7 separate regions of the Mus musculus genome follow, and regions 1, 2, 4, 5, 6 and 7 are each linked to region 3. The links are chromatin loops, found by intact Hi-C in ENCODE. Cell type or tissue: heart. All regions are shown on one strand. Each heading gives the region's core, and the rest is flanking DNA. Links, peaks and the distances in the headings are about the cores only. Region 1 has its middle 270 kb from the start of Gm30957. Region 2 has its middle 45 kb from the start of Gm13218. Region 3 holds the start of Gata3 (GATA binding protein 3). Region 4 has its middle 40 kb from the start of Gm13218. Region 5 has its middle 35 kb from the start of Gm13218. Region 6 overlaps Taf3 (TATA-box binding protein associated factor 3). Region 7 has its middle 190 kb from the start of Gm30957.

Evidence for each region. Hi-C counts contacts between places; a loop is a spot of excess contacts. Peaks named below come from ENCODE experiments on the same cell type or tissue, not always from the same donor. Only the 100,000 strongest peaks of a DNase experiment are listed, where the experiment ranks them.
Region 1: a loop joins it to region 3, with 7 times the contacts of the local background. A loop is called at or near these places in 17 of 42 quality-filtered maps.
Region 2: a loop joins it to region 3, with 3 times the contacts of the local background. A loop is called at or near these places in 3 of 42 quality-filtered maps.
Region 4: it touches region 3 in a loop (6-fold over the local background); 6 of 42 quality-filtered maps call a loop at or near these places.
Region 5: it touches region 3 in a loop (3-fold over the local background); 4 of 42 quality-filtered maps call a loop at or near these places.
Region 6: a loop joins it to region 3, with 3 times the contacts of the local background. A loop is called at or near these places in 20 of 42 quality-filtered maps.
Region 7: it touches region 3 in a loop (11-fold over the local background); 13 of 42 quality-filtered maps call a loop at or near these places.

Annotation. Positions count from the first base shown.
Region 1 is chr2:8,674,267-8,678,789 of GRCm38, reverse strand. No RefSeq gene overlaps it. Among named protein-coding and RNA genes, the nearest start is that of Gm30957, 270 kb to the left of the region's middle. In heart, for the core only: CTCF peaks have their summits at 2,052 (motif pointing left) and 3,031 (motif pointing left); no DNase peak of the experiment used is centred there; H3K27me3 peaks cover 272 bases.
Region 2 is chr2:9,545,865-9,550,387 of GRCm38, reverse strand. No RefSeq gene overlaps it. Among named protein-coding and RNA genes, the nearest start is that of Gm13218, 45 kb to the left of the region's middle. In heart, for the core only: no CTCF peak of the experiment used is centred there; DNase peaks (open chromatin) are centred at 1,997 and 2,407.
Region 3 is chr2:9,877,991-9,882,513 of GRCm38, reverse strand. Gata3 (GATA binding protein 3) reads left to right here and starts at 3,914. Exons shown (of 6, transcript NM_008091.3): 1 at 3,914-4,109. 4930412O13Rik (RIKEN cDNA 4930412O13 gene) reads right to left here and starts at 1,268. Exons shown (of 5, transcript NR_024257.1): 1 at 835-1,268; 2 at 573-748. In heart, for the core only: a CTCF peak has its summit at 2,749; DNase peaks (open chromatin) are centred at 1,333, 2,833 and 3,863; H3K4me3 peaks cover 4,000 bases; H3K27ac peaks cover 3,055 bases; H3K27me3 peaks cover 1,105 bases.
Region 4 is chr2:9,630,882-9,635,404 of GRCm38, reverse strand. No RefSeq gene overlaps it. Among named protein-coding and RNA genes, the nearest start is that of Gm13218, 40 kb to the right of the region's middle. In heart, for the core only: no CTCF peak of the experiment used is centred there; a DNase peak (open chromatin) is centred at 2,224.
Region 5 is chr2:9,625,332-9,629,854 of GRCm38, reverse strand. No RefSeq gene overlaps it. Among named protein-coding and RNA genes, the nearest start is that of Gm13218, 35 kb to the right of the region's middle. In heart, for the core only: no CTCF peak of the experiment used is centred there; no DNase peak of the experiment used is centred there.
Region 6 is chr2:10,008,151-10,012,673 of GRCm38, reverse strand. All of the region lies in intron 2 of Taf3 (TATA-box binding protein associated factor 3), which reads left to right. Among named protein-coding and RNA genes, the nearest start is that of Taf3, 38 kb to the left of the region's middle. In heart, for the core only: a CTCF peak has its summit at 2,193 (motif pointing right); no DNase peak of the experiment used is centred there.
Region 7 is chr2:8,751,959-8,756,481 of GRCm38, reverse strand. No RefSeq gene overlaps it. Among named protein-coding and RNA genes, the nearest start is that of Gm30957, 190 kb to the left of the region's middle. In heart, for the core only: a CTCF peak has its summit at 2,152 (motif pointing left); no DNase peak of the experiment used is centred there.

The DNA.
Region 1 (4,523 bases), core at 94-4,093, 1.2 Mb after region 3:
GACGAATGAAAATAGGTATCACGAGTCCAAATCAATAGATTAATTCTAGTTTGGCCATAAAGCACATGTTAACATAATGGAATCCATGTAAGGAAAGCAACAGTACCCCTGCCAGAGATCTCTACAAATTCAAATACACCTCCTCAACCAAATGTTTGGCTGAAGTATATTAGAAGAGTTATAATGCTGTCATATCCTAAAGTCACATTTATATTCTATAGTCAATTAATTATTTATTACTCAGTAAAATAATTAAAGTAGCATGCTTGCCCATGCTTTCTTGAATAATCTTTATTGCATATCTTTTGGAATGATTGTTTATGATAGGCAGGAACATTTATGACACATTTGAAATTCTTTACATAAAGTCCTAAATGACTGCCACACAAATAACCAGTCAGTAAACTCTACAGGCCTCTTGTACATGCATGCATCAGAGATCTCAAGTTTATACACTGGTCACAATTCAGGTGAAAGTAGCAAAGCACGTGGGATGAGGTAAGTGGTACCTCTAGGCAAGGAGAGATGGGAAGAGCCACAAAAGCAGTTTACCTAAGATAAAATCGGTTCAGGATGCTGAGAAGTCCTGAGAATGCCAAGCCATGAAGACACGGTGGCATTGGAAATGTCATTCAGTCATGAAATCCCAGTTGGATTTGTCAAGTTGGAAGTTTCTTTGAAGTTGCACCTGTCCATCTTATCAAATGGGATAGAACAAACTTTATTTGGATCTAATTTTGGAAGCAAGTCTAGGAATTGAGAAAAACAAATCTGACAGAGTTAAAAGTATTCTGTCCAATTTCAAAAAGAGTTAGGGCAGTGGGGAACTTGGTGTTCAACTTCCTTAAGTATACATGAGGACGGAGATGTCACTGTTCTCCACAGAAAGTATTCTCTACTTGTCTGTAGACTCACTCTAAAGACCAGGGTGATACGGCATAGTCTCCAGTCAGTTTTTCCACAGCACTAAAGAGGGACATCTGCCCTAACGGAAGATAAAACCTGTCTGCCTTCTGTTAGCCTGGAAACATGTTGACCCAAGACATTCTGGTTGCCCATCAGGTGCAGCAGTGAACACTAAGCCTGGAATGCAGAAACTTGTTAGAAGACAATGCGGGGCCCAGAAAGCAATGGTGCATGTCCAATGCAGGCTCCAGGGCCCTGTGCCCACTCTCTATCTGGTTGACTGAGTTGTGCCTAGGAATTGGTTACTCCTGGATTTTCACACAGTTGCTCCTCCTACATTTCCTCTTCTTTCGCACAAAGTTGGTAACACCATCTTTTCTGAAATGAAGCTGCTCTAGGATGTACTTCAAAGTCTAGCTTCTGGGACAATGACATAGCTGTTCCTAAAACTTTAACATGAATCTACCAACCTGGCCATCATTAGCATGAATAAAGCACTGTTTCTGTCCTCGTGAGCATCCATGTGGGACATGTTAATATTACTTTTATTCAATAACTGAGGACGGAGGCCAACATTGGATACATAGTTTTTATCAGAGTCACTCAGTTAATACATGGTAGAATAAGAGTTTGAACCTGAGTTCTTTTATACTTAGTTCTATATGTCTACCAGATGTCTAGCATCCATCCAAAGCAAATTAATGGGTGCAGTGTCAGTGAACCTAAAGTCTTGGGAACATCAGAAAGAATCTGAAAACAATAAGAAAACATTGGTTAGCTTTATGGTGCTATTGACATCAACAATGGGACCACAAATTTCACAGGTACGGAGCATGGGATGCTCAGGGTCACCGTGTTACGTTAGCACGTCTTTAATGTGGAAATTGTAAACTAATAGAGAACTCAACAGGAAGAAAGTAGGAAGGTATGTGGATGTATCAAAGAACAAAATAAAATCTGTGTTCTTTTTAATTTGTATATTCATTGAAAATATAATTAGTCTTAGATAGAATTAACAGTCCTACACAAGATAATAGAATGTAAAATTGACTTACATATCCAAACTCCAAAGCCAGGCAGGGGTAAGACAAGACATGTGACAAAATTGATTCCTGTTTTAGAATGAAGACTGACCTCCAGTGGCCTCTGCGAGTACTGCAGTTCTGGAAAATCGAGATTGATCATTTGATTGTTATTCTTGCATTGTCAGTCCTCCAATTAATGTCGGAAAATGATTCCTAGAGTCTGTTCATTGTGGTGGGGGCCCTAGAGATCACAGGTTGAATCTAGCAACCATCGGATGGTGCTGATAGTTGTGATTTGAGTTTATGCAGTCAATTAAATGTAAGAACGGTTTTTCTAAGAGTAGCTCCAAGAGTATGCCAAATGCAGGCAACAGAGATAAAATTGTCACAGAAGCATTTTATTATACAAGTCCCTGAACTCAGTATTCTCATGCTTTCCCTTGTAGGGCACAGGAACATCACTAAATCTGGTAAGGTTATCTTTGGTAAGGTGTTATCTGTGGACTGCTGAGCCAGAAGGCATGGTACAATCTAGCACTGGTGTGGCTCATGAGGTTGAATGGTGATAAGATTCCCACAAATGAGGACACCAGTGGTGATAAAACTCTGCAGAAAGGGCCAAGTCTGCAGGACTTTAAGTCTCAGAGTGGTTCTCTGGATATCTACTGCTCTCTGACTCCTCAGGTCATGCCAAGATCTGAGGCAAAACACCGTAACATGGCCGGGACTTTCTGTCTTGCCATTTTATAAGATAAAGCAAACATCCTTTCCCATTCCCCCACAAGATGATGAAAACTTCTTTTATTCTCTTGCATATTCTCCTGCAACAGGATCTTTTCATAAAATTGTATGCTTCTAGCCTTTATTTTTATGTTAAACGCCAGTGGATAATGTGAGAAGACTTTGAGGTACTACTATCCAAACACATATGGATACACTCTTTGAGATCTGTTAATTTGAATACAATTTTATGTATCAGATCATCAAAAATGGTTTTGTTCTCAATGTACTTGAATCAACGTAAGTGCAGAAAAAGCCATAGAGGAAAGGTCAAGCTGATTATAATACAAATGGTGGCAGACAGTGACATCTTGTGGATGAACTGACCATGAATTTAATAGAAGCATGGATTGGGTGTACTGCACTAACTTTTCAGTTGGTTGTTTAACACTAAGAATATTGTGTGCATATGAAGATGACACGGTATGTGAGCGTTATTTGCCCGAAGATTGCAAAATTCTAACTCACAATGGGACTGTGGTTTACATTCATAAATGTGGGATTTTAGAGCTGCAAGTCATGTTAGCAAATTATTGTAACCTAATCACATGGCACAAGAGGAACCTGAGTTTGTTAAGAGCTTGCCTGGCTTCACAGTGACTTCTCATTGCCTCTGATAACTTTGGTCTGAGACGGGACTGTATCAGACTAAGAAAACGGCTTACATCAAAGTCTTCTGTAGCCTCCAGGTTTGGGAAACCTGTCCAATCCTCCTGCAGCATTCTCTGTCTTTCTCTTACACAGTGATGGCCTTTAACAAGTGGCTTTTGGTTTCTTACAGAACAGGTCTCCTAGGGCCATGCCTTTATTAAGTGTCCCAATGTTGTAACTGGATGGCGAATAGTGCTCAAACTGTGGGGGCCGTGGTTTTTTATTCAATTCATGTCAACACTAAGAGTAGGCACAGTACTCTTTCTGCAGCTATCCTATTGATTGGCCACAGCTTTGTTGAATTTTCCTCATAGTTCTTTGTCAGTCTTGGCTGTTTCTGTTTACTCCTTCCCCATTCTATTACATACTTTATAGACAAAGCAAACAAACAAACTAAAAACAATGGCAGAACCCCTACAGTCAGATTTAAACTGGCCATAGTGATTGGCCCAGATGCAGCAGCTTGTACACCTTGGGATATTTCGTGTATCTGTGGACACAAACCATCGTTGTGCTTTAAATTTGTGTGCTTAGCAGAAAGGGTTAAGATGGCAACAGCTGGCATTTAGCTGGCTCTGCTTCTGCCTCAGCCTGATGGTAAATGCAGGTGCCCTGATCTCTATGCTCAGCTGTAACCTATTCTTTATGAATCCTATGTGCTATTTAAGCTGCTATTGGTTCTTACCTTAGTCCTGGCCATAATGCAATGTGATATCCGTTCATTGAATACTGCTGCTGTCCACTTTTAATGCTGCTATTACGTGATCATAAATCCAGAATTATAGCTGGTTAATTCCAACACAGGACCTTCCGCTCTAAAACACGGGGATCAAGGCATCCCCTTCACCAATTCTTGCTCCCTCAGTCTGATTCATTTGCCCCTCAGATATCCCGTTGACTTGTAGCACTGAGCTCTTTGACCTCAGGATCTTCACTCAGGAAGCATGACTTTACAATACTCGGAGAAATGCAACGTGATTGGCTTTCATTGTCCTCTGTCACCATAGCAAAAGACATCTCTCCTTTCATTGATATTTCACTTCTGTAATCAATAAAATATAAGGTTTAAATATAAGTTTTTTTTGTTTTTTTTTTTTTGTTTTTTTTTTTTTTTTTTTGTCTTCTGAGGGATTCTGACAGACTCTAGTGATGAGATTGATC
Region 2 (4,523 bases), core at 445-4,444, 330 kb after region 3:
ATTTCAGAAGTCTACATACACCATGTCTCAGAAGATTCCAAATATGAGATGGGGTTTTCCTATCTACAAGTAGCCTCTATATCCATTAATGGGAAAATGAAAGACCAACTAGGGATTCAAGCAGAGATCCATAAAAATGATTTGAATTTACTTAGTAACTTACAGGTTCTCTATAGGGATAATTCAGAAAGTGGATCAAAGAGTCAGAGATGGATGGCGCTTGTCTTATGACAGTTTTCCAGAGAGAGAGAGAGAGAGAGAGAGAGAGAGAGAGAGAGAGAGTTAGTTCTTGCTTCCTGTTCTTGAATTAAAAGTCAAATGATGGCATATTATATACTTTTCTTGTTGCTGTGATGTAACATCTGACAGAAGCCACTTAAGGAAAGAAAGGCTTGCTGGGTGGTGGTGGTGGCGGCGGTGCATGCCTTTTATCCTAGCACTTGGGAGGCAGAGGCAGGTAGATTTCTGAGTTCGAGGCTGGCCTGGTCTACAGAGTGAGTTGCAGGACAGCCAGGGATACACAGAGAAACCCTGTCTCAAAAAACAAAACAAAACAATACAGACAAACAAATAGGAAAGAAAAGCTTGTATTGGCTTAGAGTTTGAGGGCACAGTCTTCATGGCAGGAATGTGTAATGTCAGGGGTAGACAGCTCTCACATGACATCCACAGTGAGGAGGCCGTGCAGTTGTAGTTGTAGCTCCTTAAATAGCATCCATTTTGTACTTGGAGACAGTCCTTGTAACTAGCTCCATTAGGCTGGCTGGCTGGCTGGTGAGAGATGAGTTCAGCTGGCTACCTCTTTTTATGCAACCCAAGAACCTAGCTCATAGAACGGTGCCACAATTCCTCCTCAGTTACGATTTTATGGAGACAATCTCATAGGTATCTAGGGGTGTGTCTCATAAAGATCAGTCAAGTTGACAATCAATAACGATTGATATTAATATTAATTTGTAACATTATTTCTTAAGCCCCGTTCTAGCCTTTAAATAATGGGGTCGTGTATTGCTAATGGCTGGTGTGGATTTTTTAAAATTTAGTTTAGTTTTTTACGTGTGTGTGTGTGTGTGTGTGTGTGTGTGTGCATACATGTGTGCTTGTGTGTGCCTGCAGGTGCCTGAAGAGGCCAGAGGGGATGGTCAAACTCCCTGGAACTCTAGTTACAGGCAATTGACAGCCATCTGACATAGATGCTGAACCCAAACTCAGAACCTCTGCAAGAACAGCGAGTGCTTTTCCTGGCTGAGCCATCTTGCCAGTGCCTGATGTGGCTCTTGTTGATACTAAGTCTTGCTCAAAGCCAATGAGAGATTCTGCCTCAAAAATAAGCTATACAGCAGTTTAAACATCTGCCAGATTCTCCTCTGGCTCCTGCAAGTATGCACACATGTACATGTGCCTGCACACACACACACACACACACACACACACACACACACACACACACATACACACACACACACACACACACACATGCTCACACCACGAAAACCGGTTTCAAGGCAATTTACTTATTTATTGAGACAGAGACTTGCTAGGCAGCCCAGACCTTACATTCTTGTATTCTCCCACCTTAGCCCCCTGAGTCCTGGGATTATAGGTATTTGCTACCATACCTAACAAGATTCACTTAAAGAAATAAGTACCCACCCACCACACCACTACCACCACCACCACCACCACCACCACCACCACCACCACCACCATCAATAGCAACCAACCACCACCAAAGTGGAACAAGTGCATTTGGGCCTTCCTCTCCTAACCTGGTAATAGATTATCTTGGTCCACGTACGTAACTGTGTGAGTTTTGCTTTGAATGCTTCTCTGGTCTCCACCCCACCTCAGTGGCCATGCTAAGAGGAAGCACAAGCAGCTTCTTGAGTTTTCCATTACGTGGCTCCGTTTGTCTGAAGCTTCTGGGCTTCTGTCAACGTGCGCAGCTCCTTTCCAGTAGAGCAGTCAGGGATTTAAGAAGGAAATGGAATTTCCATTTCCATCACCACCACATCACATCACTGCTGAAATGCTGGACCACTTACTTGTGCTAAAGGGCAAAAGCACATTGCATTGCCCAAGGTCCAGGGCTTTTGCAGTCCATCAGGAGAATATTGCAGCCTCTGGCAGTGGTTGAATCCAGGGGACTTGGACATCTGGATGTTGCTCCGTTATCCCAAGTCCTGGTCACTTAACCATTCCATTCTGAGCTTCTCCTCATGGGGGTGGGGGTGTGGGGGTGTGGGGGTGGGGGTGGGGAGACTTCCTCAGAGTCTTGGCTCCTGCACAGGAATGTGATGTTTAGAAAGTCATTTTCCTGTCCTTATAAACAATTCCATCATAATAACCTGGCTTCTGGCACCCGACGTTCATTTGAATTTTGCTCAGCTTGGTTTACAATTAAGATTTAATTAGTAAACTCATTACAAAGACAGGAAGCCTCCGACTTTCCCCTGATTCTCTTTTGGGTCTCTTTGAGGACCTAGCCTGTCCTCTGGGCTGTGAGACATTGGCAGAAAGGTTTCTCCAGACCTGGTTATTTATATTACAGCAACTCCAGCATAAAATATTGTTCTTTGCTTTTGGAAAATCGAGGCCTGTAGCTAGTCACTCAGAATTCAGGGTTGCAAGGTCTTTATTTAGAAAATGTGTCCCAGCCATGTTTTTAAACTCTTGGACTCAGAGAATCAGTTTGGATCTTTTTAACTTCTAAACAACAGGAATAAGAATTAAGACTAGGGGATGGAGGGACAAATGCCAAAGTAGACAAAGGACATTTGGTTTTGGAGTGACACCCTCAAAAGATTTCACAACACAGACCTGTTTCACTCTCTCAGACCATGCAAGGAAGACGACACAACCCTACATGAGAAGGAATAGAATCTTTTATTTTTTCACTTATTTTTTTATCTGTGTGATATCTGCACTTGGGTGTGTATAGAGGGTGAAGTTTGAGTATCAATGAACACACAAGGGAAGGCTACAAGAGGACATTATGACCCTTCCCCCCTTCCTTCTTCCCTCCCTCCCTCCTTATTTTCCTTTCTTCCTTCCTTTCTTTCAGATTCCTTTTCTTATTGACCTGAGGATCATTGTTTGATCAACTGGCTAACTCTTGGGCAGAGGCTACTGTGTCGTCTTCCCTCAGCTCTGGGCTTCCAGGCACCCAGAGCCATGCCTGACTTTCACATGGCGAGGAGGGGGGAGAGAGAGAGCGAGCAAGCACACGATGTGGTCGTGGTAATGTCATAAGGACAAATATATAGAATTCAGAGATAACTCAAAAGAAAATCAAGAAAATGTTTTTCAGGGAGCTCAGCGAGACGTGGTTGTAACAAACCTGCAATCAGTTCTGACAATGTGAACTTTACAATGGTGGAAGCCCAGGATAGGATTTTAGACAGTACCTTTTGTTTTTTGTTTTGTTTTGTTTTGTTTTGTTTTGTTTTGTTTTGTTTTGTTTTGTTTGTTAGGTGAAAGCAAGCTGAAGAAACTAATCCAGAGGAAACCGTTGGACCAGAGTTAAGAATGATCACTATCACATTCCCAGGACATTGACTTTGACCACACAAACATAACTGCAAGGTACTTAAAAGACAGATCATGATTTCTTTCTGTTTACTTTATGTTAGCTTGTGTCCTGAGAAAAGGTGAGATATTCTCATTTGATTTTCAAGGTATTTTTTAGGAAAGCTTTATAGGTTAAATATCTAAGCTCTTCCTAGAAATCCAACCTTAGACTTATCTGTCATGATCATTTTTAATTTTTAAAATTGTTTATGCACATAGGTGTTTTGCTTCATGTGTGTTTGTGCACCACTTACGTACCTGGAACCCACAGAAGCCAGAAGAAGGGGTCAGATTCTCTGGAACTAGAGTTACAAACAGTTGTGAGCTTCCATGTGGGTGACGGGAATTGAACCCTGGTTCTCTGGGAAGGCAGCCAGTGCTCTTGAATACTGACTTGACTTGGCTCATTTATCCAGCATATATACATATATATCTATATCTTATAATATATTATATAAAATATGAAATATTTTATAACATATTGTATAATATGTTATGCATAAATTATATAAATATAGTTATATAAAGAAAACTAATATATAAATATATTTTAGTATATATAATTATAATATAAATATATACATATATAATGTATTATATGAATATAAACAAAGTAAAACATTTATATGTGAATAGATAAATGAAAATAAATCATATAATATATTATAAAATATATTAATATATTCATACTATTCATATATGATATATTGAAATTTAAATATCAAATATATAGATAAATATATAAAATATATATATACATAAAGAATTTGATAGTTAAAAGTTCTAAAACTGTTAGTAGGAGACCGTATTCTTTGTTTCTATGACTTTTCTGGAGTCATACCCCAAACTTGTAAGCAAGGCAGACATATATATATAGCAGGGCTCTAGGTAAACTTAAAGGGAGATGTTATTAGGAGCTGTAAAATCCACCTCATGATGGTTAATAGATGTTT
Region 3 (4,523 bases), core at 319-4,318:
CCTACTATTCCGCTTGCGCTCGGCGTGCAAAGTCCCTAAGTAAACACGCTCAAATGACAGCCCTAGGCATTCCGAGGCACGCTTTCTACCCCTGCCCAGGATTAGTAACTATAGTACTTCGACCCCCGGGGTTTGGCTTTGCAGGTCACTCTCTGGAGGGCTGCGCTCAACAACCCCCCCACCCCCGCGACCCCCAAAGTAGCATCTTTTCGCATCTCGGCCCCGCGGAGCTCGCCTGGTCTCTCTCGGAGTCAGGTTCGGGTTGTTGACTCTGGGTGGATTTCTACCTTCTGGGTCCATGGCCCCAAGTGATGAGGCCCAATCACTCGCTAAACCTTTTTTTTCAATCAGGGCTTCCAAATTCTGAAGGGGACCGGTTGTGTCTACTTCTAGAGGGATGGGGTCGCCCTAGTGAAGGCGAGTGGGAGGGACCTGAGGATGGGCAAGTGTGTGTGTGTGTGTGTGTGTGTGTGTGTGTGTGTGTGTAGGGGGGTGAGGGGTGTCTCAGCTTACTCCACGCATAGAGTAAGTCAGATCCATTTCTTACCCTTTCCCCAAGAGGGCACACATACCCTGCTCAACTTGACGCCTCCAGCAGCAGCCTCAAGGCCTGGGTTTTCAGATAGGCCAAATTGACTCCGGCTATCCAAGTACAACAGCCCCAGATCCCGGTTCTAGCTGAGCCTTTGCCTGCTCCGCTCCAGATGCTGAGTCCCCAGGGAACCGTAGCGTTCGTCAGCCCCTTACCCTATAGAGAGAGGCCTCATGAACTGCAGGAGCCAAAGACTCCAGGCAGCAGCGGCAACAGCATTCTCCTTGATGGCTTTCTCTTGCCTTTCCCCCAGCTCCGCCAGATGCTCCAGGGGAAGAAGGGGAATGCGGTACACCGAGCCAGACCCGGTGTGCCTTGGGGTTGTGGTGGTGGTGGCACCCCAGGTCTTTAAGGGGGCACCCAGACGTCCCTTAACGAGGCCCGGATCAGCTTTGTAGCTCTCTGGAACTGAAGGATTGGGACCACCTTTCCCTCCGGCCTCAAGCCCCCTCCCCTCCCCCACCACCCGCCAAGGGAAGAGGAAGCCCGGCCTGCATTTGCGAGCAAGGCGGGTCAGACCGGCGCCTGTCCTGGCCCAGACCCCCGGAGTCCAGCTCTCCGCCTCAGGCCACGCGCCGCAGCCTCTCCGGACTCGATCCCTTCCCCCTTCTTCCCGGTGGGTCTCGGAGCCGACCTCGGCCCTCCCTCTCCGGTATCCCCCTCCTCTCTTTTTCCCTCCCCCTCCCCTGCTCTGTGTTTCTGACTCTGGGGCCGGCCCGTGACGTCAAACCCAGTGTGGCGTCGGCGAGACTGGCCGGCGCGGGCCATCAAAAGAGCAACGTCCTCTTTCCCAATTACCCACTGTCAGTCCGGGAACAGGGGCGGACCGGCTGGGAATTACATGTTAAATACCCCCTACAGGCTGGATCCAGTGCCCGGGGCGCCTAGCCTCAGGCCCCCTACCCCTCTCTGCCAACCCTAAACTACCTCAGACCTGGAGGGGCCTATTAGATATTTTGTTTTTCCAAGGGAGGGGAGTGTCTTTGCATCCAGTCTAGCTCCTCTGGTGATTGAATTAAGACGAATAATCCTCTCCATCCCCACTACTACATCTATTAGAGAGGCGCCCCTACTAGGGAAGCCATCCTTTTCAGAAGTATATTCTTTTTCAGTCTTTAAAAATACGTTCTAAGCCGTATAGACTAACATGTTCAGTTCTTGGCGTCAGCAGCTTTCTTTCTTGTCTCCAGAAGGATTTCTTTTGCGCATTAAAAAAATTATTATTATTATCATCTACATCTCGGTGCCCGGGACCAAAGAGATATGCTTACTCGAGACTTTTCTCGAAGCTGTGAACTAGGGACTGGCTGACTGATGCCTTATACAACTCATGAGTGATACAGCAATAGTATTTTTCCCTTTTAAACTCTCATTCTAGATCTTAATCCCGGGCCTTTTAGCAAAAATGTGTGTGCGGTCTTCTCTGCTTGTTTATGGAATGGTTTCCGGTGAATGTTAGACAGCAACTAAATAATTAAAAGGTTTTGAGAGCGCCGTGAGCTGGAAGAGATGCTGGCAGCTTGATTGGCCCAGGAGAGATGGGTTGGTCAAAGAGTGAAAGTAAAAAAATCGATATTCTAAGACTGGGCCGCCCTCATAAACGTGGGACCAAGGGGTGCAGGGTGAACTCAGAAGGGAGGGAAGACTCGTTTTTAAAAAAAAGGTATCTTCGTAATTTGTATTTAGAAATTCAGCCTTGATTTCAGTCAAAGATCAGATGTAAAAGGGGGGGGGGTGTCAGGAGAAGCTCCAAACCCAAGCCCGCAGGGCACATTTCTAAATAAATTTTGTCTTCTTCAAGGGTTGTATTGTAAAAAGAACGCACCTTCCCTCTCCCCGCACTCCACTGGCTTCAAGGTAGATATTGATGGCTTTTCTCCACAGTAGAATAGAAGAAGTTACTTGGAACTTTTAAGAAAGGGCTTGTCGGGAATCCAAGTTTTGAATAAGTGGGAAATATTATGGGGTAAAGAAATGAAGAGGGGATGACGCCTTCAGTTCCAGTAACCCTCTAAAGCCAAGCTCTCTGCCCTGGAGGGTGGAATGGGAACACCTCTTACACTGCCCTGGGGTGCACCCGAAGTCTCTTTCGGACCTTGCTCATCCGGGCAGTGTTTTCTGGACCCAGGCTGCAGAAACCTCAACGCCACTAGGGGATGCAGTGACTCAAAGGACGGAACAGGGCCGCAGAGGTTGGAGCCCGTGGGGCGGGGCGACTGCGGCCCGGTCGTGGTATCTCCCGATGATTGGTCCTTACAAATGGCCCCGCCCTCGTCCGCCCAGCCTCTCTACTGGGCGTCTTCCAGCCTCTCTCCTGTGTCAGCTTGCGGCCCTCCCACCAGACCCTGTCCCAGAGACCCAAAATGTCCAGGGAAGTTGCGGCTGGGTCCACCCCGGAGGTCAGGGTTGGATATTATAGAGGGGACCGTTTTCCTCGGGTGAAAGCAGAATAAAGTAGCACCCCGAGCTAGGCGAAGAGAAAAGTTAGGCTATCGCAGCAAAGATCAAGTTAGTTGTACACGGTACTTCGGGGACCAGTGAGCCTAGGTCTCGCTAAGCCAGCTTTTTATGCATCGCGTTGTCACTAAGGTCAAAAGCACACATTGATGATATCATTAGATCCGAAAAAGACAGCTGCAACAGCTGACGCTGTTCGTTCTGGAGAGGTTTGGGAAAGCAAGCAGAGACCATAACAATAACGCGGGCGTCCGAATCAAAGCCCAGGTCCTCCGCGCGATTCAGCAGCCTCCCGGAAAGCTGGTTCGGAGGCAAATCTTCAGTTACTTCGCCATGAAACTTTTCTAATCTGTTTTACATGCACATAGCCCCTAAGCTGATATAAACTGAAAAACGTTCTGGCTTGAATCCTAATTTAAAAGTTTGCTCATTTTTAAAAAAGTATCGAAAAGTCTGCTTATGGAAATTAGCTTTATGAATGGGGCAGCCGGGTTTCACTCGTACGGAATAATCTACTGAGCCCGAATGAATCGGCTTTGCTACATTTAAAGGGCCAGAGAGCGAATTCCCTCCTGCCTGTCCCCTCTGCCCCAAGCCCGGGCGGGCCTCGCCCACCCTGCCCGCGGCCCCTCTGCCCTAGGCGGCCCTTGGCGGCGCCCCTTTCCGGTCAGTAGAGGGGCGGGAGGAGGGGCGGCGGTGTGCCGGGGTGGGTGGGGGGGATGGGATGGGGGTGGAGGTGAAGTCCTGGAGCGGGTTTGGGTTGCAGTTTCCTTGTGCTGAGGATCGTGTCCCCTCCTGCCAGCGCCAGGCTCCTCCCCCTCGGCGCGGATGACACTAGAACCTCCTTAAGTTGCGTCGCGCCACAGCTGTCTGCGAACACTGAGCTGCCTGGCGCCGTCTTGATAGTTTCAGAAAGAATGCATTCCCTGTAAAAAAAAAATACTGAGAGAGGGAGAGGAGAAAGAGAGAGAGACTGAGAGAGCGAGACATAGAGAGCTACGCAATCTGACCGGGCAGGTCACACGCCTCCTCCTCCTCCTCTACGCTCCTTGCTACTCAGGTTGGTATTGTGACTTGTGACTTTTTTTTTTTTTTTAAGTTTGATATCACTCCCTCCTCTTGGAGGGACTGTTTGTGTGTGTGTGTTTGGGGGTTTGTTTGTTTGGTTTTTTGTAAACTAAAAGCTCAGCTTTCTCCTTTTGGAGGATTTGTAGTGGTTGGAAAGATCCTGGGGCCGGTGTCCTCCAGGGAGGACTTGTCCCCAAGTTTTAATTGCTTAGTCAGTCCTGGGCTCCTGCGAGCCTGGCTGTCGGAGGTGTGCTGCGGAGCTTGGCTTCTTTCCCTCCGGGTCTTCGCGTGCGTGTGCACGTCCCGGGTGAGTCGGCCCTGCAGGAAGCTTGCGAAGACCTAGTGCCCTCCAGAATTTCAGGTGTTAAAAGTTCTTACACCTCATTCAGGTCTCTCTTTCTCTCCC
Region 4 (4,523 bases), core at 92-4,091, 250 kb after region 3:
CTAGTGAGGTCCAAACTAAGGTAGGGAAGAATAAATACCAGAAGAGTTTAAGAATTATGGATCACCTGCTCTTGTCTATGCAGTGTACTATATCCATTCACTAACCCTACAACTAGAATGGTAAATATTCTCCATCCCATGCTGGTGCTAAGAAATCAGGGGCACAGAAAAGGCCCAAGGCCACCCAGTTAGCAAATGCTGCATTTGGGCTGGAAGTCCATCTAAGGCTTTTTAACCACCCGCTTCATGTCACATGTAAGATGTGAGACCACTCTGGTATAAACCAGCTCAGTAAAAATTCACAAATGGGCACGTTGAGAGATCCTCTTAAGTCCAACCACACGGTCCTTTGGCCATTGTCTTGAAAAAGTGATAGAGGCCCCTCAGTCATATGCTTTTTCTCTGCAGTCCAGAATCAGGACACAGCTTGCTTCAAGACACTCCTCACCTCAAATCTGCTTCCAGCTCTTTGTTGTTTCCAAGACTCAGAGATGAGTTTCCATTTTCCCATAGACAAACAGGAGAGTAAAAATTATTCTAGTCATATCCGAGAGAAATCAGTCATCCCTTGCAAAGTTAATCACAGCCTTCCTCCAGGGTCTCACAGCTCTCTGGAAAGATTTTACTATTGCTGTTGCTGCACTACTAAAATATAGATTTTTTTTTCTAAAAGGGCAGAATGCCTCTCGTTCTTAGAAATGCAGACCCAAGTCATGTGAGACTTCATCTTTAACTTTTTCTTTATATTGCCACTTGAAAGGGCTGTAGACTAGCAATGGGGTCAGAGCATCTCTTTCTCAACCCTCCATTCCCCCCCTCCCCGTGTGTGTGTGTGTGTGTGTGTGTGTGTGTGTGTGTGAGAGAGAGAGAGAGAGAGAGAGAGAGAGAGAGAGAGCGCATGTGTGTGGTGTATGGGTGTATGCATTCATGTAGAAGCCAGAGGAGGATGTTGGGAGGCCCATTCATTCCATCACTTTCCACCTTATTCTTTTGAGACAGGGTCTCTCATTGGACCCTGAGCTAACCCAGTGGCCAGTAATTCCCAGAGAACTTCCTGTCTTTATTTCACATATCATGGAGGTTACAGACCACCACACCAGCCCCTGAGAGGAGCACTGTTCAGGTAGCCTTACACACAGTTTCTCATAATATAGGGCTCATTCAACATTCAAGAGATAAATAGGAAATGCCAGCACGCCATTCCCAAGCAAGGCGCCAAAGGCTGGGTGGCTTCCATCGTGGACTGCGTGCTCTGGGTCAAGGCATCAGGTGCCTTTCAGCCTTCTCTCTGTAGATATCGGGATGGTGATCTACACACATCCTGCTAGCACACAACCAGCATCGATGTGCTGTGGAGGTACTGTGAGGGTGGGTGCTCCTGAACCTCGGGTATCTACAACAGCTTGGGGCGGCTTTGTGAGCAAATCAGAACCAAAACTGCCCAGCTCAGTTCAGTTGTACCTGGATTGCCAACTGGGACGTTATTGGAAGGCAAATAAGCCTTTGCAGTAATCATGGCTGTTTTGCGTCTGTAACTTTGGGAGCATACGGTTAAGCCTCTGTAGATGACTAAGCAAGGGCTCCATCACTTAGTGCTGTTGCTTAGTAGCTCAGCTGCTACAGATTCCGTCTCACACAAACAGTAGGTTTGCACCCCTTTCTGGGTTTAGTAACTTGGTGTGCTTCTTTTGACGTGGTTTTAATCCCCCTGTGTCTTAGGAGGCGGGTCCTTTTCTGTATTCAAATTCTTTTCTCAAAAAATGCCACCAAGAGCACAGCGACACTCTGAATGTCTTAAAGATGTGAGGAGACTTCTAGGGATTTTTACCTTTTAACCTTTCCCCAGCTGAAGGTTAAACTAGTCTTTAGCCTTTTCAAAGCTGTTAGTGATTTCTCTGGGCTACTGAACGCTTTAATTTCACTCAACACATCATTCAGACTCCAGTGAAGCAGTGCCCATTCTGAAGCAAGAAACTACCCCAGCACTGACAAAGGCCATTCAAAGTGATGGGAAAGGCTGCTCCCAGCTGACAGGCAGGTGTCTGCTCATGCCTCCTCAATGCCTCTCCTCTGACTCCCACGGTAGTCTCTTGTCCAGCTCTTCTGCTGTCCCCATCGGAAAATCCACAGGCACTACCTTTCCCACTCTCGAATCAGCCTCTGGAGACCCAGGGAAGCCACCGGCACCATTGTTCATTTGGCAAATGTGCTGCCTTTGGGGGTGCGGAAGCTTGTGGGCGTCATTGGCTTTGGGACTCCACAAACAGGGGAAGCCCTGGGTATTGTGACTAAAGCCAAAGGTTAGCGGCTGTCCCTCCCCAGGGAGGCTTAGCGCTGGAATCGTTTCTGTTTGCAACCCTATGTGTAACCCTGGCATGCAATCAACAGAGAAAATATTCATTATTGCCTGACTGTCTGCTGAAGACAATTTCAATTATTCTGGCATTTCAATGGATGAAGAAGCCCTTTAGGCTGGCCCGGGAGATTAGCCTTAAAGGCTCTGTAAATTAGCGAAGTTACAATCGGTATATTATCTGGCAGGCAGCTGTGGAGACGCCACAGCAGGCAAAGAGACAAATTACTATATTCCGCTTGTGGTTTTGATATATCAATTTACAAGTTTAACATACGCATTTGTGAAAGAATGATTTTTTTTCCCCCTCTGCCTTTCTTAAATCACTTTTAACTGCCTGCCCTCGAAGTTTGGAGCCTGTAACTTGAATGGTTGGTTTGCCTTGCTGACGTTTTTGTTTTAAAGCCCAATTTCAGCCAGGAAAAAATATTGCTGGGGACAGAGCTCTGGAATTAATCTTTCCTAAAGTTATTCAAATAATATAATATATGGCAGTTAATCAGAAAATTCCATTTGCAGAAATGTGAACAATGTCTCATATAAAGGCTTTTCCTGTAATGGGATCTTCTTCATGTCTTTTCTTCTTTTCCATTCTAGATTAATTCTATAGTGATTTTGTATCTAGATTCTTGAAACACATTTCACCAAACTTGTCTGATGTTAGCAATAAATATGAAAATTAAAACAATCAACATAATAGCATATACCAGTGCTTTATAAGCAGTTGCATTATGAGATCGATTTTTTTTTATGATTCAAGTATTTTTTTCCTGAATATTCCTGATATCTTGGTGCTCAAGATCACTGTGTGTGTGTTTGTGTGTGTGTGTATTTTAATATTATTTATTTATTCTTCAAATAGGAGATTGAACCCAGGGCCTTAAACCTGGCAGGCAGGCAGGCCTAATCTATATTCACAGCCTCCACAACAGGCTTTTCCAACTTTAAGCAATACTTTTAATGATGATTAATAATTCTATCTGTGCATGAAATAAAGTTCACACTCCCTGAATGAATTTAAGTTATTTTTACTTTTCAGATTTTAGGAAAAATAGTTAAGCTTTTCGTTCGTATGAAATATATTTCTTGTTCTGTGTTAGATGGCTTCCACGAAGCTTGGATTTTGGAATTGGATGTGTGTGCTTTGGGAAATGAGTAAAAAGGCTTCAATAGATATTACTATATAGATATTTTTAAGGAAGTCTTGTAAAAAGCACATAGCTTTATTCTCAAATATCCAAGATGCCTTTTTCCTGCTTGTCTATGATATTCAAAACAAATACAAACCTCCAGAGACACTGGTTTGCTTTGGGAAAAAAAAACAAAAACAAAAAAAAAAAACAAACCAAAAAACAAAACTTCCTTTATTTAAAAAACTGGATGGGCTGGTTTTGAATCTGTCCTTATTCACTCAGCGTACTTAAATGATTTTTAGAATTTAAACTTAAAAAAAAATGATACTGGAAGCTGTGTATACATACAGGTCAGTGGTAGACTGCTTGCTTTGAGTGTACATACAAGGCCCTGTTTCCAGTCTCCAGCACCATTCAAAATAATACCCGTCATCTGCTTGAAGGTCAAAGGATCAATTTAAGTGCTCTGGGTCCACCCAGCATCGGCCTGAGCTGCAGCTCTGAAGTGTTCAGTTTACACGGCTCCCTGTATACATTGTCCAAATGGTATTTTTCGATGAATATCACGGATTTCATTTTTTCTTCCTTTCTTGTTAACAGAACTGGATTACACACGAGAGATAGTTTCTTGTCCCTTATAATGCCCCGAAAAGGGTCATTCCTCCTGATTCCCAGAGTTTGACTGTGAGCCTTACTGTGTGCCTTGTGCTGGTGTTTTCTCATGGGAACTGCTGGGCTAGTTCAGGCAAGCATCTGTAGTTCTTAAACGGACAGTTTCAGACTGAGGAATTTAAGAGACAACCAAACAAAGTTTGAATGCCTATAAGATAATAGTGAAAGACATTTATGAAAAAGAAAAAAAAAAAAAACTCCCAGTTTGTTTGAAAGCCAAACCCCACACTCTGCATCAGGACTGCAGATGGATGGCCAGTTGGCTAATCCTGGTTTACTTTCTGACCTGGGTTTGTCTCCCCGGTCCAGTGAGATCTTGAGGGCCCCCTCTGATCTGGTTAATGTTCAGAACCAATGTTTGAGCT
Region 5 (4,523 bases), core at 71-4,070, 250 kb after region 3:
AATGAAAGTCATTTTCTCTTAAATAAACAAGCAAAAGAGTGTGGGGCAGGCAATGACATCTGAGAAGAAACACCTGAAGTGATCCTCTGGCCTTCATATATCCATGTACATAATGAGCACACACATATACATATTCACATATACATGTATATAATGAGCACACACATATACATATGACATACATATGGCATGCATATGACATACATATGGCATGCATATGACATGCATATGACATACATGTGATATACCTATGATATACATATATACATACATATACATACCTGCATGCCCATAAACATTCTACCTACATACATGCATAGACAAAAATAAAGAGAAAATTAAAATGGGGAATGATTATTTTTTTAAATGTTATTTTCCTCCTGGGAGCAGGTGTGAAGGAGGCTTGGCGACATGCCCGCAATACAGGGCAACCATCAAAAGTACAGATTTGTTATTTAGTTCGCTCCTGTCCACCCCATTTCCCTTTGGGTACTTCCATGCAAAGCTTTAAGAAATTGAAAATCACAAGGAGTCTCTGACTATGCCTAGAATAAACGTTGACTCACCTGATTGTTCAACGAGAGCCTTGAGCCTTTGATGGAAGAACTAATTGCATTCGTTATTTTTTTACCCAGATGTTAATTTATTTGCTATGCTCAGTTCTTACTTTCTCTCTTTTGAATATGAAGGAGCCACTCAAACAATTAACAACACTAAGAACTCCAAGCTGAGCTCTAACTCTGACATCCTCAACCAGGTGTGTGGTCCAAGGCCAGCCATAAATTTCTCTCTGGTTTCTGGCTTGCTGTGTTCAAAAGGTGGGTTTGAACAGGGGGATGGGATGACCACTGAGGTCTTCAAAGTCTTCTATGATTGTGGATTCAAGGGAAGGAAACTTGGCACTGCCCCATCAGCTGCCTCCAGTGCAGAAGTTAGACTACTAACAATACTGGTTCCCTGGATGCTGATGGGCAATTAGTCTAAGTTAGGGAAGGTATTTTCCACTTTTCAAAGGAAGCGGTTGTTGGAATTCCTGTAACCAAGGCCTGCTGAAGTGTACAATGGAGATGTTGTCATTGTGACTGTCATTCGAGTGAGCAAGACATTGGCTCCCGTTTTGTTGCTGCACCTTTCCCTGCCAAGTCTTCACCATGGTATTGAGGGTGGTTCCTGCCATCTGCTCATCCGTGGGGTACCCTGACATTTTGTCTCTTTGATACCTTGTCTCAGGACACCTGCCTCCAAGGCATTCTAAAGCAGCGATTGTATGATTCGAGATGGAAAAGGGTGTGGAAAGAAGCTGGGGGCTCTGCAGAGATGAGAGGCCAGTGGGTACAGGGAGAAAGACAGTTGGTATAGACGTCTGTGCTTACATGAAATTCACTGTGTAGCCCAGGCTGGGCTCAAACTCACACTAAGTCTCACTTCTCAGTTTCCCAGTGTTGGAATTACAGGCATGCAAGCATGTCCAGCTGAAATAGCATTTTCCAAAACAAATTTTCCCCAATACTGTTGTATCTCAAATGTTTGTAGGCACTCAATAACATCCTCAATGACCCCTAAGGAAATGCATCATGTGGGTATGAGGAGACAAAGCATTCAAGTCAGATACTCCGTCAACCCCTGTGTATTATTCCTCCTGCTACCACTAGTTTTTCTGTGTAGTTTCGAGAAGCATCACCAGAGACACCATGCCCCCAGGTCCTTCAAGGAATGATGGGCCTGAAACCAGTCTCTTCACTTCCCTGATAGGTAAAATTGGATGCCGGAGCTATAGTGAAGGGAAAGTGAGATCATGGGTAGGAGACATCCATGCTGTAAACTAAGATGTACAAATGGAGCAAAACTCTTTTTCAAACAGGCAAATTCTGAAAATTGCTCTCCCCTGTGGGGTTATTAGAAGAGGTGTCCTGACAAAGAAATCAGAGAGAGAGAGAGAGAGAGGGAGAGAGAGAGAGAGAGAGAGAGAGAGAGAGAGAGAGAGAGGAAGAAGAAGAAGAAGAAGAGGAGGAGGAGGGAGGAGGAGGAGGTAGGGGAAGGGGGAGGGAAGGGGAGAGAGGGAGGGAGGGAGAGAGGGAGAGAGGGAGAGAGAGAGGGACTAGGGAGCAAGAAGATAGATTCCCCACAGAAGTGGCACAGATCTGCGGTATTGGCAGTGAGAGAACACCTCCTATCAGCTGGAGAGTGATTGAGAGAGGAACCATCAGGATGGAACAGGAAGATTGGATGCTTGAAGGGAATGTCCAGAAAAATGAAAGCTGCAAATTGTCAGACTAACTGGAAGATTATGAGACAATTTGGGGATTCTCTGAGCCTGCCTAAAGCCCAAACAATGATGATTCCATTGAAAGGTCAGACATTGTTAGCCCTAGAAAAACAAAATGTTAAGGGAAATAAAGTAAAAAGGGGAACAAAACGACAGTAAATCACGTGTCTGGACCTTGAAAAACATTTGCTTAAGTAAAGACTCAAAAGCAAGTTCTAATTTAATCAAAATTATGCTGTAACTTCATTGAAAGATAGAAAAATAGACGTTTCAGAGCAGGAAGACAAGACAGAGGACTAGAGAAGCGTGAAGGAGCAACTACGTGTTGATTACCCACACAAAGGTAAATCCTGCCCGGAACAGCGGAAAAGGTGGAAGAGTTGATGTGGCTGGCATAAGCGAGATTACACCTGTTGTAGGGCTGGGACACAGTCTGCTGTTTGTTCTGGGTTTTACAACTTTCTCTAGTTTCCTGTCTCTCCCACCCCAGGGAACCTGGGTTTACCTCTCCAGATTAATTTCCTATCATGGTCCCTTTTTCCTCTATTTTTTGTCTCACACCATGCCCCAGACTGGGATCTTTGATGTGGTCTCCTCTAAGCCTGAAATCACCCCTTTTTCTTCCTCATTGAACTCTTACTCATTTCCCAGATGGCCACCAAATCCCCAGGGAACCAGGAAGGTCTACCTTCCTTAGCTGAAACATTCTATCTAGGTTTCCATAGCAATACTCCTCTCTGCTATGTCTTGTCATTGTTGTGCATGAATCATACACATTGGTGGTGTTACACATATCTGTGTAAGGATTTCATCAATAATTTTCTCCTTTAGCAAGCTGTAAGCACCTTGAAGACAGGGGACATGTTAGAATAAACTCAATAAAGAAAAGACAGGTGTGCAAAAGATAAGGGTGTCCTTAGTGATGGTGTCAAAAACGAGGATGTCTTGAGTGATTAATAGTGGTGGTTTGTGGACTTCTTGGGCAAGTGGAGTACTTATGTTTTTAGAATAGACTGGCACTCCAGCGTTTTTTCTCTTTGAGTCTCTGGTTACTACAAGTGTCTTGGGGAGTTTACATCCTCATGGATGCACACATACCCACACACTCTGGAACTCAAGGCTTCAGCAGTTCGATTGTCAGCGTGCTTATCCTCTCAAGCTTTCTTGTCCAAATCAGTTTTCTTCAAAGGTTCACAGGTAGAAAAATGGCAAGACATGTGGGAGTTCTGGGTAGGTGAGGATGTGATACAGAGGTGATATGGAGACCTGGTAGCAAACATATCCAGAGAAGCTTGGTATATGCTTGAATATGTAATTACACAGTTCAAATGTCTGAGATAAGATGCCGCATGCTGCCTATGGTGGTTGTCCTGAAAGTCTGGCCATCGGATTACCTTATGTCTAGCTGCCTCATAGAATCTACCCATGGACTCTACTTTGGATGTATGGCTATGGTGATACTATTGAACACACGCACACACACACACACACACACACACACACACACACACACACACAAGCCATTCCCCTGGAACAGCTATGGGAGCAATAAACAATGTCCTCTTAGAAAGGGGCGTCTGGTGATGCTTACAGATAAAGTGGATGAGGAGGAAGTGTTAATGAGTTGATGTGCAGGATACAGAGACATATGGTCTTATCCCCATGGAGGGGGGGAAATTGTAGTTTCAGTAAAAACTGGATCATCAGTGGTCTAGGGGTTCGGTATAAATGGAAACAGAACAAAAGACTATATTAACCTCTTCCTCTGCTGTCCAAATTGCAAAGACTTTGAGACTTCTGCCTCAGAAGGATTTTGAGATCAGAGTCATTTTTTTCTGATGAAGGAAGGGGCCTCCTCTCTGCAGCTCCACTGCTGTCATTTAGGAGGGGAATTACTCATCAAAGTACCTGTCAGTCAGACTGCCAAGGAAATGCTCCTATGCCCCCAGTAAGTCTACACATTTCCTTTGAGAACACTGGAGTTTCAGATGTTTCTTTCTGCATCTTTCTATAATTATAATGGTATTGATAAAGATCTTCCAAATATATTTTCTCATTTTTTTTTTCTGTTGCTGTGATAAAACACTCCAGCTAAATCAACTTTGAGGAGAAAAGTGTTTATTTACCTCAGCTTACCTATTTGAGTTTATCAGGGAGAGAAGTCAGAGCGGGGATCTGGATGTAAGAATACTGCTTCCTGGCTTGCTGTTTGGTTTGATCATGGGCTCATGCTTAGGTAGCTTTCTTATACAGCCTA
Region 6 (4,523 bases), core at 457-4,456, 130 kb before region 3:
GGAGGTAGAAAAAGTGGCTTGGACTACTATACAAGTAATAATGTAATAGTGAAAATATACACAAACGTGCATGTCTCTCTCTCTCTCTCTCCCTCTCTCTCTCTCTGTCCATCTCTCTCCGTCTGTCTGTCCATCTGTCTCTCTCTGTCTTTTAAGAGCCTGTGGAAAGAAACATAACTATGGACTTCTCTGGAGAGGAAACAGTAGCATTCTAATCCATGATCACCTTGCTCCTTGCCTTTTGTAATCCATCATTCCTTTAAGTATGAAAATCTCATCACTCACTTCTTTTAAGTTCTGGTCATTTTCAGGAAAGTATATCCTTGTAAAAAATTAATTTCTGATCCTCGGGATATGGGAATATTCTATTTTATCTCTATTATAATTCTCTGATACTTTCAGAATTCATTCTTTGTTTCTTCTGGTTTTCCTACCACTGACAATGTAGAATATAATGTCTTTACATGTGCATTCCAGCCTAATGAAGGATGCTTTTAGTAGCTCATTACAAAATAAGAGATTAGATGTAAGTTTCCTTTTTCTCTTGGTTCCCTTTATAAAATTGAAAACACCACCATTAATAAGATATGAAGACCTACGGTTGGAAAGTTGGGTGGTAACTCTTAACCTAACTCTTGAACGTTTGCAGCCCTCACTAGGCTGTGAGCTGCTGAACTTGACATCCTTCTGTCTGTCTGCTTCAGTCTCCCAGTTTTCACAGCCTTGAATGTCTCAGCAGGCCTTGCCCTTAGTCTTTAAACTCAGCCTGATAGTTTCCTGCTGTGGCCACTTTGTTCTTCAGAATGTTTTCAAGGTTTTCCCTTCTTAAAGTCAGTTTCATCTTGAGCTGATTTGAAGATAAAGTTTCTGCAGCAGAAGTTTGTAGGTCCCTCTGATAGAATTAACCTACTTATTATAGGTAAATAATAAATAAATAAATAAATAAATAAATAAATAAATAACAGGAAGTCTTCTATAGTCTAGTCAGCTAATAGTGAAGTCGTAATTATTTAAGATCAGTTGTTTAATATGCTAGTTCAGAAACACTGGTTTGTATTTTTGGTTGTTGGTTGGTGTGTTTTTAGTTTTGGTTGGTTGGTTGGTGTTTTGTTTTGGTTTGGTTTTTTTCATGGCAGGGTTTCTCTGTGTATCCTTGTAGACCAGGGTGGTCTGGAACTCAGCTATCATCGTGGCTCTGCCTCTTGAGTGCTGTGCCACCACTGCCCAGCCATAAGCAGTATTTCTTAATGCCCTCCCTATCTGATAGTGTAAGATTCAAAGCTTTGATAAATGTCACGGAGAGGATTGTATTGTGATTTCCTACAAACATCTAGATTTGTTGTTCCAGCTATAGCTCCATGGTTATTTTGTTAGTAATAGCTGTTACCATCACCAACTGTGTGTGGCTAGAAAGGGTGTTCTTGTGGAACAGGTTTTTGTGTTAAAGAAATATTTCTAGTTACAAGAGATAATAAGTAAAGTCATATATTGTCTCTGCTCTGAATTGGTTTCAATAATTTGTTGTTGAAGACCTGTTGTTAATGAGTTGGGTGGTGACTTTTATGGCATGCCAAGAAAAATATTCATACATTTAATTGGAGATCTTAGTTTCTTTAGCTCTCTGAATTTTTTACCAAGAAATGTTGAAGTATTTCTAATATCTATTTATCACTTAAATGTGGTTTGTCTTTAACTAGATATATAGTTGGAAACATTCTTTGAATTCAGTTGTTTTAAAACTACAAATTTCATCAGAAGGCTTTTCATATGTCAAGTTAAACATTGGTTTAGGTTTAACGTGACACAAGTTGGATTTCATCATTTACATTAAAAGCAGCACAATTTCCTGGCCTTTTTTTTTTTTTTTAAAAGAAAATCAGAGTAAAGAGCTAAATCCGAGTGGAATGGCCCAGCCTGCTTCCCAAGCCTGCACAGCAAGCAGGCGGCTGGGTGCAGAGGGAGCTCACAAGAACCCACTTTCACTTCTAGGCGCCTCTCTGCAGACAGAGCTACCTGTGCCACCTCTGGCCTTGTAACTAAAGTACTTCATGAAGTTAAAGAAAATTCTCAGAAAATGCTGCTTCCTTCATTCTACAAGGCTACTCATAGTGCTAAGATTTCTGTTCTTCCTGGCCTTTCCCCCCTATAAAAATGTCATACTTTATGTCTGCAGGGTTCTATAACTGCCAGTAGAGGGCACTGTTGTAACGCAAGAGAAATGTATTGCTTCCCTAACTCCTTGTCTGCCTTTGCAATTTGCAGTGTTTTTAAAAGCAATATTCTCTATGTAATTAAAATCCGTTCTCTGTATAATTAGCAGTTGAGCCGTATTCTTTGTGGCAGAGTTTGTTTGTGGATGGCATTTTTTTAAGTCTGTGTTCCATCTATAGCTAAGTGCCTAAACTGCCCTCTATTAAAATATAGGAAGTTGTGTTGCTTTTTCTCTACACTAAGCAATGCTGGAGATGGAAATGTATAAAAATTACTTTAGGTTTCATTTAGGCCCTACGAGCTAATTATCCAGTAGGGAACGTTTAAAATTCTTGGTTCCAGTGGAGTTAATATGCCATGGTCAAGAGGAGTGTTCGGGTGCCTGGCGTAGTAGCAGGACCGCTAATTCTGTGCTAGTGCTCTGCTGATGCAAGCTACTGATCACCTTAGCAAGTTTGCTAATAACTTTTCCTTTCGTGCTTCCTTAAAATCATATGCCATCGATACAGTTATCAAACCACTAAAGAGTGATGTGGAAAGGTGGCTGAAACTGCCTCTCTTGCTTAACTCTCATAAATGTCATTTGGAGTGACTAAATGTGTACTCATGGCCTGGCCTCTGCAGGCTCTGGAGGGCAGTGAGACTAGAGAGTCCCAGCCTGGAGTTCAAGCGCCCGGGCCGGCCGGCCACACTTCGTAAGCTTTATGGTTTGCCTCCCCAAGTAGTCTAAAATCAAAGAAATTGATTTCAAGGCCAAACTATAACGTCTTTTCTCAGTTTTGGAACTGAAACTTTATGACTAATATTTTGAAATTATTTCATTTTGTGCTTTAAAGTTGCAAGAGAAATTTAGTTGAGAATCAGAAATCTTAGCACTATGAGTAGCCTTGTAGAATGAAGGAATCAGCATTTTCCTGAGAATTTTCTTTAACTTCATGAAGTACTTTAGTTACAAGGCCAGAGGTGGCACAGGTAGCTCTGTCTGCAGAGAGGCGCCTAGAAGTGAAAGTGGGTTCATGTGAGCTCCCTCTGCACCCAGCCGCCTGCCTGCTGTGCAGGCTTGGGAAGTAGGCTGGGCCATTCCACTCGGATTTAGCTCTTTACAATCTGATTTTAAAAAACAAAACAAAACACTGTGTTAACATTTGAGAAGAGTGAGCCTGTGTAAGGGCACTATCATAACATAAAGGGAAACACTTGGAACTATCTTTCAGGCCTCAGTCACTGGAGGTGTCATTTCAGGATATTTGAGTTTAACTAAAGTGAAAGCTGAAAATTTCAGGCTATGGTAAGGAAGGATTCTGCTGTTTTTCACAGAGTTTTTCTGATGTTATAGCTGTCCCCAAAGGAAGACATTCAGTTTCTTCCCTGTTGGTCCCCTGCTCCTTTGTACTTCATGGGACTTCTTAAGACAGAGGCTTTGCTGTTTGTTTAAAATATACTAGGTAGGTTAGAAAAAAAAATAACTGAATGTTGTTTATCTGAAGGCATAAAACCATTGCTTTCTTATTTCTTATAACCAAAGAGGAAATAAAGCAAAATTTCCTTTTGTTGGAGCATTTGTATTGAATGTGGGGACTTGCCTGTATTGTCTTGTAATGGTTATCGCTGCCTTTTCGCCCACAGAGGCTATCACAGGTTTTAGTCTGGGCTGTTTGTATTCAGCAAGGTCAAGATAAGTTTTATCTCTACAGATAAGTCAAGTGCATTAGGATCGATAGGCAATAGTAAAATTCGCTGAAAATATTATTGCCAAGTTCTTAATGATTTTTAAAGCTATAAGCTTGTCATGTGGAATATACCCATACTGGTTTTTATTTATTTGAATGGCACTAAAAGTGTCATTAATTATGCAGGCTTTTTAAAGAGACAGGAACCGATTAAAGTAGCGTTTGGGCAGCCGTGAGCCGTGAGCTCCAGTGTTAAACTGATGAAGTATGAGAAGCTGCTTGGTTTTCTTTTTAAAGAAAATGCCAAGAGAACAAATATTATAGAAGGCATTTATAAATTAAAAACATAACTTGAGTTTCCTTGTTAAAATAATCATTTTTGACTTTGTATAGATATCCATCTTACCCAGGGGCCACGCCACAGATTTTGGTTTCCTTAGCTGAGAAACTCTGGTGGGAAAGGAAACCTATCCTACCCGTACGAGGAGCTGTGAGGAACCCTTTGTAAGAACTGCTGCTTGAGTGTGTGACAGGCAGAGAAGACAGGAAGGACACAGACTCATTCACTGGTTTGTTTTTAACTCAGAGGAACACCCTTCTGATACCTTTCTCATAGAGTTTCGAGTCTGTTTGTTTCCATTT
Region 7 (4,523 bases), core at 381-4,380, 1.1 Mb after region 3:
ACTTTTTGTAACTGATGTATAAATCCATGGATGAACTTTACATTAAAATTAAATAAGTGTAACCCTGGATGTTAAACTACGTGTATCTTTGTTCTAGAAGAGCTTTGCTCAGTCATTCTCTAGTGTGCATATCTCATTAGCAGCAAGTGTTCTTGTCACATAATCCATGAGCAGGCTACCAAGATGTGTGGGTAAGCCACAAAATTCTCCATAGGGAGGCATTGATGTTTTTTAATTTGTCTACATTTATTCTTGAGTTTAACTTTTAAATGTAGACCAGGCTGGACTCAAACTGTCTATGTTGTTGAGGATGGCTTGTAGTTCCTGAGCCCCATGCCTCACAGGTGTGCCCGGTCGTGTCTCTCTGTGGTCACACATTCTTAACGAGCCTTTTCCTAAATGACTTACATGAAGTGCCACACTTAGTCAGTGTTGTACATTAATTTGCAAATACAAAGATATCAGGAAAGCCCCAATTCACATGCAATTTTAGTAAACATGCACACAACGCCACCTCCCATTTTCTTCCAAGTTAAAAATACATTCAGCTCTACTTCCGTTCGTCAATCTGGCACTCCAGTTCCTCCATGAGTGTGTCTCTGTTGTCTGTGTATGAACACATGTGTCTGGACACAAGATCATAACAACTGGATTTATTTGTGTTTTCAAATCATAATAAGTATTTGAAGATTTTGAAATAGTTTTTTGCTCTCTTATATCTCTAATTAGTTTTCAAATTTCTATTTGTAACTGTAATGTTTTTTTTTTTTGACCTAATGCATTTAACAGGTCTCATACATAACAAGAATAGAGTGGACAACAGTACACAAGGTACCTAAGTCTTGCTTTCAACTGTGCAAAATTTCAACTCAGTCCAGGCCTTGAAGCTCTTAGACAAAGTCCCATGGGGAAGAAGTGAATGTATTCTCTTTGGTTATGAAGAATATCTTTTCCCAAATGTATATGATTAATTAAGGCACTGTAGGAAGGAAACATGGAAAAGATTTAAAAGTTGGCTTTATCCTGTCTAGTTTATCTATAGATCTAAAATGGTATCTATGTATGTTTCCTCTGTCAGAGAGGCCTAGGATAATAAAAAGATGCAATAGTTACGTTTTTAGTCATATATACCCATTAGTTATGAGAATTTTGTACTTGAGTTCTATTTACTAAGAAAAGCCCATGAAACTGACCAAGGTTTCTGGAAGTTAAAGTAGGAGTACATTTCCCAAGAGAAATAAAAGATATGTCTTCATTGTTTTGTTGTTCACATTTGTAGAATATTATCTCACTTTATTGATATAACCACCTTACTGTAGTAATGAAAATAATAATCTAAGATCACCCCTTCATATGAACTAGAAAAGCTATTTACACTTAGATGACTTCTATTCGGATGGATACACTTAAACCTGTATTTCCATGAAAAAAAGTTATTATTCTAGCCTGTGGTAAGGTCTCAAACCTTGTTATCATTTTTAAACTTTGAATTTGTTAGAATTCAAGTGTCTACACATTTATCTCCCCTCAAAATTTGTTGCAAAGCCTTCATTACCATACATATTTTAACAATTTTCCAAAATATTTTCTCTTCTCTTTGTCCATTTACAACAAATGGATCCTGGGAAATGGAAGCATTCTTAGCTCACTGTCTGAACTGCACTTCTGAAGTGTGTGTCCATATTATTGCAAGTTATCTATGGGCCAGGGGAAGATGTTTTAGGCAACGAGGTGCTAAAGAGAATGAAGGATAGCACTACTGCTGTGTGACAGACAACAGTCTAAAGGATACTTAGGTTCTCTGCAAGCTTTCACTAGCAGAAGGCATTAAGGCAATTCTGCTGGTACCTGCTTTATTTTCTACTACATTTTATTTTGCCTTTTCTTCCTCATGCACTTGGTACCATACAGTTCATGATTGGCTGGGTATAAGGGAACATTAGTAACTGTCTTAGCTTTGGAATAAGTCCAAAAGCAAGAAATGTAAAGAGGACATATGTTGTGTCATGAACATAACACAAGTGTAGTTTGCACCTGATTATCCTGAGAAACTTGGGGACCAAGAGCTTTGGCACTAAATTGCATTATGGGCACCAAATTGCATTATGGGCACCATGCATAGTTTGGAGAGAAAAGCTGCCATTGCCACCCAGTGGCAACATGAATTATTGCATGTTCATGTAAATCCCATTTGCTTTGCCAGAGACCCATATGGAGACTGGCAAGGTGTTAATGCATTTTTAAAGGACTAGAAAGTACCTTGTATATTTTGGTTGTGAGTCTAGCCTGTAATGGCCAAACCACCTCTCTTATATCGCTAATTTGTTTGATTTCTCCTTGTCTCTACCTTTACAGGGAAGTTTTCCCTAGGTTTAAAAGAATGAATCATTCTATACAGATAATATCTATCAATATTTAAGAACTACGTGGAAAGATCTTAAGTGGACCACGGATACATACATATTATCATGGGGTTTCCACTTACTAAAATGTTCAGCACTAAATTTCAGATATACAAGTGCTCATTTTTGCCAGTGCTTTGAACACACTGACAATTTATAGGAGACAACAGTTCCCACCTGTGTGATTAGTTATACAAACTAGTAAAGAGCCAGACATAAGAGACACTTATCTTGTGACAATCTTGTGATAATATATTTATTTATTTATTTATTTATTTATTTATTATTTGCGAGTGTATTCATGGAAGGGGGCTCACATTTGTGGATTGGTTCATATCGTGGCTTATATGGGAAGTTCACAGAATATCTTTGTGAATTTAGTCTTCTCCTCCTTAATTTATACTGATTTGATGAATGAAACTCAGGTTCCCAGACTTGCATAGTAATTGCAGTGCTATCTTTACCCACAGAACTACCTTACCAGCCCTGGTCTTACATTTTAGTATTCTACATAAAGAAGAATATTTCTACTACCTTCTGTGTAAGAGCTGATGTTAGTCTCATTTAAGTTTTGAATTCACTAGCAATTCAAATTGTCTTCCTTTTTAAAGCAGCTTCTATTACAATGGTGTTTATTTTCTCCTGTAACACACAGATCATTCAAAGGGCTACATTGTGCAGCTGCCAGCTGCCTATCCCTCTGCCTTTCTACTAGACTTTAAAAGAATCTTAACCTGAAGAGATAGGACATATTCAGAGTTCTCCAACCTTGGCCTCCCATTCTGTATAACTAACTCTTGCTCCTTCATCTTAAAACTCTGTAGACATAGTTAGGTCTCGAGTCTGCAAACAGCAGGATTGTCTGCTGTCCTCTCACAGAGCAAGGCAGTACAGAGAAAAATGGATCACAGATAGTCTATAAAAGACTGGAGTTAATATGCTTGATATGAGTGGGGTTGTTACTCAAGAGAGTGAAAAATGCATTTATATTTTTGATGTGGGATATATATATATATATATATATATATATATATATATATATATATACACAAGACATTGAACGCAATCAACAGCTAAAATGAAAAGTAAGTAACTGAGATTTGTTTGCTGTATGTCTTGCTCATCAGTCAGTAGGCTTTCATTGGAATATATATTCATTTACTTTGGACTCAGTGGTCTAAGCCATTTTCAACAACCCAGGATCTGCCAACAACATGCAAAGTAGAGCAAAATAATATAAAAAGGTATGCATAAAGAATGTGTACATTAACTGTTTAACACACAATGACACCTTTATTTTAAAAGCATATAGCAGAATCAAATCAAATTTAGAAGTGAATGGAATATCTTCTTGCATATTCATTAGTTAAAACACTTAGAAAATTTTTTCTTTAAAAGGAAAACATCTTTTCTTTGCCTTCCCATTTTTCTCCTAGATTTGCGTGACTTACAGGCAAACACTTTCATCCAGAAAGAAATCCATCCAAATTAAGATAATGAATTGGCACATTGTTAAGTATCCATACGAATGTGGTACAGCCTCCACTTATCTCCTCCTTGGATGTGGTGTAGTTACCATGTGTGCTTTACGCCTTGAGGCTGAAAACTGGGTTTTCTGTATACAGCAATATATGTAGCCAACTTAATGTGCTGACCCTTTTACTGTTAATCGTGTAAAAAAATACAAGTATGTGGTTTACAGTTCTCCTCTTCACTTACTTTTGGCCTGGCCTTTGAATTTATAAAGTGTTCTTATTACAGATTGTGATCATGTGTCACAAATCAATTCTGTGACATTTTTGCCACTGGTAGAGAGATACAGGAGTGACAGCTTATCCGAAGCAAGGAAAGAAGGATTTAAAGAGTCAGAGAATAAAGCAGATCTCAGTTGTGTGCACCACGAACTACTTTCTTAAACTTAGTATTGACTATTGAGCAGAGATTTTTAAATAATTCTAACCTGAATTTCAAGTATTGAAATAAGCCATTTTAAACTTATGCCACTGAAAATTTCTTCAATGTCTGACATCTTGACAGTTTACACATAGGACTCAGTTTAGAACTCTATTATCATTTATTTTATTATTCTCTTTTCTTTTGGGCACCTCCATTGCCATCTAA